Linked DNA regions of Mus musculus: region 1 is linked to region 2. A link is a contact called in ENCODE Hi-C or POLR2A ChIA-PET data. All regions are on one chromosome and are shown on one strand. Each heading gives the region's core, a stretch centred on a gene start or an enhancer-like site at or near the end of the contact. The rest is flanking DNA. Distances are from core to core; before and after follow the strand shown.

Region 1 (3,507 bases), core at 806-3,305, 40 kb after region 2:
TGGTCCACGACTCTTAACACTAGAACTCAGGAAGCTGAGACAGGAGAATCTCTATGAGGGCCAGGTTAGCCTGGTCTACTCTACAAGTCCTAGGACAGTCAAGAGTACTTAATGAGGCCATGTCTCGAGGAGGGGGAGGGTAAAGAGACCTGGAGACAGGGAGAGACAGAGAGAGAGGAGAAGGAGGAGGAGGGGTGGGGGAGGAGGAGGAGGAGGGGAAGGGAAAGAATAAGGGGAAGGGGAAGAAGGGGAAGGGGAAGAAAGGGAAGGGGAAGAAGGGGAAGAAGAAGGGGAAGAAGAAGAAGGAGAAGGAGAAGGAGAAGGAGAAGGAGAAGGAGAAGGAGAAGGAGAAGGAGAAGGAGAAGGAGAAGGAGAAGGAGAAGAAGAAGAAGAAGAAGAAGAAGAAGAAGAAGAAGAAGAAGAAGAAGAAGAAGACAACCAGTTTCAGTAGAAGACAGAAGACTCCCTGGAAGCTCAGGGCCAACTAGCCAGTAATGTGCAAAGAGGAAGAAAGAGGAGAAACTCTGCCTCAAAAATCGTATGGAAGGGGACAACTTTGAGAAAAGTCTTTTGGTTTTTTTTCTATCTAAGGCTTTATCTATCAAAGGCAAAGAGTCCTAGTTCCTGAACCTCCTCCTTTGCACCAATAGGCCAATGGAGTTAGATTGTGAAGGTCAACTCCCACAAATGGGATGAGAGGCAGGGATAAAAGACTTTCTTGGCCATGGTGCTCACTAGACCAATTTGGACCTTGAAACACTCTTTTCCCCCAAATAAATGACTTACCAAGCTCCTTTTGAATTGGTTTTGTGTTCCTTTGTGGGACACTGAGATTATTCTGTTTCTAAAATGGACTGGCATCCAAAAGTGTACATACACACACACTTTAGAAAACCCAGCCAAATAATACTAGTAATAATTATAATCTGCCCTTATGGTTTACAGGAGATAGAAACTAGAAAAAGGGAACAAATGGCTGTGATTGGCTGAGTCCAGTTGCCTGCCAAGGGTGGGGAGTGTCAATTTACAAACAGTACAAACATATGGGGTTCATTTGCCAGGAACAAATGAATGACTGCTAAGAAGAGAAAGCAACTATCCCCTGTATCTGTGATCCAAAAGGAATTCTTTTAATCTTGTTTTGGGAGCTGTCCATATAGTGTGCTCCATAGCCAAAGGATGCTTCAGACCAGATCTCTTCCTGGGACGTGGTCTGTGGAGAGTCCAAGGTCATTCAGTGCAGCCGGTGCTTTCTGGGTTCTCCTGTCACCAAGAAGGATGTGTGAGCAGCAGCATCTCTGAACCATGAGATTGGTCGGACATGTGGCTTTGGCCTGTGACCTCTTGCGCTTCCTCCTTGAGCTTCAGTGAACCACATCAGAGAAAGTGTCCAATATTTTCAGTGTCAGAAGCTCATAGATTTTAGAATCTTGATGCACTCAGACTAACCTGTATGGCACGAGACACTAGAACCCTCTAAAGACAGCACCCTAAACCACGAAGTGTGCATTTTATTTAATCTCCTATTTTCTACTCTGCTTCCGTATTAGTTCTGGGGTGAGGTTGTGATTCCATTACCTAAGACCTGTGGGCTGAAGAACAAGTCATGTGACTTCCTGGTCTTCAGCTTTCTCATTTGAATCTCAGGACTGTAAGCTGAATCAATAAATGGGGTGTGGTGTTGCACACTTGTAATTCCTGAAGTGAGGCAGGAAGGTCAGAAAACCAAGATCTTCAGCCATCTAGCCAGTTGAATCCAGCTTGGGCTTTACCAGGCAGGCTCTGTCTCAAAACACAAAACCAAAACAAAAACCATGAAGGGCCTAGAAACAGCCTGGTTACTGGGAAAGGGCTAGTAACTACCTGGTTACCACAAGGGATCAGTAAACTATGCTCTTTCCCTTTGTTGCTGTCATTCAGTCCACGTGCTCCCTTTTCAAAGCTATTATCAGACTTCCCTGGAGTCTGTGTTACGCAATTTACAGATAAGCCAGTCAAACAGAAAAGGAATGAAAGGGATGGGCCAGAAAACCATGGGACAGAGCCTCGGGACAGGCAGTGGAGTGGAAAACCTTGGGCTTTGGAATTCCACTGGCCTTGAGTCTCACTTCCATTAGTTCTCAGACAGAAAGCTTTGGGGCAATTCCTTCATATCCCAGACAGTCAATCTCAATAATGATAAAACCAGTTATTGTTGATGGTTGTTACTGTGAGGATAAATAAAACAGGGATGTCTACAAGGAACCTAGCACTCAGTAAGGCTTTCACTTTGTTTAGAAAAGTCAACATAGCTGCAAGGTCAGGGCTGTGTACAGCTTTAACCCCAGCACTCAGGAGGACGAAGAAGGCAGAGCTCTTGTGAGTTCAAGGCTAGCCTGGTTTACAGAGTAAGTTCCAGGACAACCCAAGATACATAATGAGACCCAGTTTCAAAACAAAACAAAACTAAGTCACTATAGCTGGGTATGGTGTTGTAAGCATAGAATCCCAGAGGCAGAAAGATCAGGAGTTTGAGGCCATCCTGGGCTACAAGGAATCTTGTCTTTAAAAAAAAAATGCTGGTATAGGGGATGATATCGTGTCTGTAACGTAAACACTTGGAGGGGCTGGAAGTGGAAGGATCGCTGTGAGTTCTAGGCTAGCATGGGCTGCAGGGAATCCTGGGCTTAGAGTAAGTGAGATCTTGCCTCAACAACAATAACAACAACTATCACCAGAACACAACCAAAAACGTCATTAATGTGTAGGAAAATGTGACCGTCAAGTAAGAATCCTCCATAAAAATGCAGAGAGAACTATTAATTTTTCTGAAGCTAAAGACATCTAGACCATTGCTCATTCATTTCCCTTTCTGCTTGATTATTTTTTCCTCTTATGTTGGTGGTGAGGCAGAGAAAATAAGTCAGCCAACAATGCACGCCTGACTACCTATTGGATACAAAGAGAATGCTATGCATTATGGGTGAGGTGTCAAATAAGTAAAAGAATCTTTGTCCCCAAGAAGCTGCTGACCTAATTAGAAGAAATAAAAATAGGCAAAAGGGGCCATTTAAAACATCCACAGAACAATAGCCTGTTCACCAAAGACAGCCAATGGATGTGAAGGAGTGACCACAGGTGGCTAAAGCAGGGAGAAGAGGCCCCAGCAGAAGCCCAGCCCTGGAATAAAAGCTCTCCTGTGTGGGATGGTGACCTCATTAACTCTCTGCACACCAGGAAGGCATTGTGCTCAGGTAATGAGATAACAAGAGCAGAGGCTGTTGGGCAATTGAATGAGGTCAATCTTACATCGGTATGTTACTACCTGTTGCGGGCCTTGGAAACGTAAACAAATGCTAGCCATCTACCCAAACTGGCTTGTTGGAAAAAAAAAAAAAAAGAGTTAAAACTCTAACCTACCCACAAGACAGACACTATGCCTATGATCATTGCTTTATGTGAGTTTGAACCCCCAGGCAGTTGTTAGCGATAAAATGACCAGACCCAGGATTCTCCAGAGCTGCATCT
Region 2 (3,709 bases), core at 475-2,974:
AAGCAAATACCCTAGAACAAAAGTATGTGTAGCATGTTACCACAGTCCAGAGAAGGTGTCCTGGCCACCCGATTTTGCAGTATTTGTTTATATTATGTAACTAACCAATAACTCCCAACTTCTGTCCACCTCCTTTGCTCACCACACCCACCCCAGAAAGGAAAATTAAGCACAAAGACTGTGAGTCCTGAATCCCTGTGCCTTCAGAATATTTTTCCTTGGTTTCATCAGGTAAACGAAGCTGGGTTTCATACAAAGAAAAGCCAAAAACAAAACAGAAAACCCCACACACCACTTGTCCATGTTATTCACATAGAAAAAAAAAGCAAAATGCCATGAGCAGTAGCCTTCAAAGAAAAATTTAAGTTTAACAAATGTCAAAGAAATACAACTAAAATTAACATGAAGTGACGGGGGGAGGGGGGTGGGGGGGAGGCATTGTGTTTCAGTATGAATGATAGGGTTCTCTCTTGGGAGCTAAAACTGAATTACCATTACAGCGCAAGTCTAGTCAACGAAATGCAGCGGAATGATTCCCAAGAGATGATGGTGTACAAAGTGACACACTGGTTTATCTCAGAGTCATCTCGACTGATAGGAACTTCTTTACAGACAATGAATGCACGTTCAAGAACTGGAGCGCTCCTCCTGACCCGGGCAATCCAAAAGTTTGGGGGGTGGGGGTTTAAATGAGTAAGTGACTTCGGGAAATCATGAGGGTAGTAACAAAAAACAGACAGACAGACAGACAGACAAAAAGGCACATCACTTTGTAAATCTGCTCAACGCAATGAACTCTCAAAATAACTTCATTATGAAGGGGAAAAGCAAAGACTGAAACACTCAGAGATTGCTCAATCCATTTTCATTGTGAACTCCTGAGTTCACAGTAGAGTCTAGACACTTAGAGTTAGCCAATATTTTCAGCCGAAAGACAGACACTTTCTTAGCGAGAAATAAACTGAGGGTGCGTCTCGCACCCCAGTTAAGTGTCAGCGAGCCTATTTACGAAAAGCAGTGATTCGCTAGTTCTCAAAGTGCTTGCACTAGAGCTCGAGGGGCAGAGGAGTCGAATGCGCCACCGTTCCCGGGGCGCCCACCGCGCCCCCCTCCCCATCTCGGGAGAAAGCCCCCAAAGGTGGCCGGGGCGCGCAGTGTTTACCCGGCTTGACTGCCCCGGGGAGCTGCTCGTTCCCGGAGCCGCACTCTCTGTTCGAGCGGCGCGCCCCACCGAGCAGCCGTCCCTCAGAGGAGAGCCGCAGCCGGCGCCACAGAAGCGGGCAGCAGAGGAACGTGGGTCCGAGGAGGCCGGGATCGGCGGCCGCGCTATCCACCCCTGGCTGCCGATGCTAAGAAGGGTCCGCCACCCGCGTCGCGCCCGCGCGTCCCCGCGTCCCGCAGCTCGCGCGCGCGGCCGAGAGCAGCCGAGGGGGAGGGGCGGCTGCGCGCGCGCCCCCTCCTCAGACGCCCAAACTTCCCTCAACTCCCTCAACTAAGTTGCGCTCTCACCGTGCGGCTCCCCGGGCTCCCCCGCGGGCCGAGCCGGAGCAGCTCCGCGCCTTGGCCGCGGAGAAGGACAATAGGCGGCCGCTCCCTCGGCGGCGGCGGTGACGGCTGGAGCAAGGAGCAAGCACGGCGGTCTCAACCGAGCCCAAGAGCTTAGCAGCAGCAGCTCCGGCTCTGCGACCGCCCTGCACACAGACCTGCCCACCCGCGCATGCGCCGCCTGCGGCCCGGGGTGGGCGGTGCAACGAGCCAAGCCTAAAAGTTTCTATTGGACAATTAGACTACCCATCATGTTCTGTGAGCCCAATAGGAAGGCTTCTTGGCAGTTGGCTCTGGTTGCTAAGGAACGATGAGGTTGACCGCCACTGCTGCCAGGCGGCAAAGTGATCAAAGTCGGGTGGCTGGCAGCAGCTGCTGGGGAAATGCCCACCCACCTTCTCCTATCCGCCCCATCACCGGAAGCCACCCTTCCTCTGTGCGCCTGGTGCTTACCTAAGTCGGAGCACTTACCACACGTTGACGCTAAGACTCAATAGAGTCTTCTTAAGAGTCCAAGGTGGAGCGGCACAAAGTACTCAAGTATGTTGGATGGGTGAAGATTGTCACAGTGACTTTGAGCTATTCGATCACCACAAAATCATTGCCTTTGAGTTGCTATGGACTTCAGAAACCATCTAGTTGCTTCGGAGAAACCAAGTATGGACATGTTCCAATGGTGACCCAAGATACTACATTAATTGGTACAAAAAGAAACTTCTTTTTGATAGTTACATATTGTAATGTGTTATTAAGGGAAAACATGCCTATAATGCCAAACTATTTTGACATGTTATTTTTTCGGTCAATAGAAAGTTGGGGGGGGGGGGAGCCGGGGATTATGAATATTACGCAAGAAATGTGAGGTTTTCTGTGCAGTTTAATATTTATTGTGGTCGAAGTAAGAAAGGTAGTTTCCTAGGAGGAGAAGGGTATTGACTGGGAAGGAACAGAATGGAATCTCTGCGAGTACTGGCCTTGCATTTTTATTTAGGTGATCAAAACATATTAATATGAAAATATTATGTGGCTGTACCCCTAAGATAAATACCCCATTGGGGGACAGTTTCCTTTAAGTATTGGACTCCCTCTGGCCAACCATCTCCCAGTAGATGACCCAGCACCCACACAGCTATGGACAGTACAAGTTGAACACAGTGGATCATAAGTTTTTTTAAAGAGCAGAAGGAGAATAAGAAGTTGAGAGGGATGGGTTGGGAGAATGTGGCCAAAGTATATTATATGAATGAAGAAAATGTTCAAAGAATTATATGAAAAGATTAACTTCATATAATTTCAAAGTCAGTTTAAAAAAAATAGTAATACAAGATATGGACCTGCCAAAAACTGCAAGAATGGAAGTCACTGTCATTTGGGAAGTTTTAATCCAGACAAGGTCACTACCATCATGAAAATATTTAACAGAAAGTATTATCAGTGCCTGGTGATTGTACCAGGCATTTTCTGTTGTTAAATGTCACTTTCCCTTTTTAAAATTATTTTAATTGAAAAGATGCTTCATATAACATGTTTTGATCTTGTTTTCCCACTCTCCAGTTCCTCTCAGATCCTCCCCACCTCCCTACTCATCCAACTTCATGTTTTTTCTTTTCTTCTTCCTTCATAAAACAAAAGCAAAAAGTACGAAACACAAAAATGGAAATCAAACAATCAAATCCAGGATCAAGTCCAAAAAGAAAAAGAAAGCCAAAACACAGCACAATGAAACAAAAAGTCCACAAAAATACCACTGAGTCCATTTTGTGTTGGCCAATAACTGGAACATGAGGCCTGCCCTGAAGTGTGATTGATAAAACCAGTGAGAGTGCATTGGAGAAAACGGATTATCCCTTTGCCAGGGCATATTGATTGTATATATCTTCTTGCTTAGAGGCTGGGAGCCTATGACCCCTTCCTCCCTCTAGATGCTGGGACTCCTGGCTTGAACCTTTGCAAATCTTTTGTGTGCCAACACTGCATGAGTTCATATGCATATCAGTCCTATTGTGTCTGGTAGTCACTGTTTCTTGTAGTCATCCATCACCTCTGTCTCTTACAGTCTTTCTGCCTCCTCTTCCTCACTCCTTCCTGACCCTTGAGGGCAGGGGGTTGGTTAGAAGGTCCCGTCTAGGACTAATGCTCCAATGTCTGTCCCACTCTATATGTT

Evidence for each region. A loop is a pair of places that touch in the nucleus more often than their neighbours do. ChIA-PET counts read pairs that join two places held with the same protein, here RNA polymerase II (POLR2A).
Region 1: POLR2A ChIA-PET joins it to region 2 with 13 read pairs in Patski. The contact joins the enhancer-like site here to the promoter of Akap13 in region 2. A Hi-C loop is called at or near these places in 5 of 37 maps with a recorded cell type or tissue (Patski, T-helper 1 cell and heart). POLR2A ChIA-PET finds 5 or more read pairs at or near these places in 3 of 5 experiments (Patski and embryonic stem cell).

Annotation. Positions count from the first base shown.
Region 1 is chr7:75,414,184-75,417,690 of GRCm38, reverse strand. No RefSeq gene overlaps it. Among named protein-coding and RNA genes, the nearest start is that of Gm46017, 22 kb to the left of the region's middle. Within about 2 kb of position 2,055, at least 1 of the 3 ENCODE cell types and tissues checked has a DNase peak (open chromatin) inside an H3K27ac peak, as active enhancers do; it is heart, where a contact is called at or near this core.
Region 2 is chr7:75,453,549-75,457,257 of GRCm38, reverse strand. Akap13 (A kinase (PRKA) anchor protein 13) reads right to left here and starts at 1,724. Exons shown (of 37, transcript NM_029332.1): 1 at 1,510-1,724.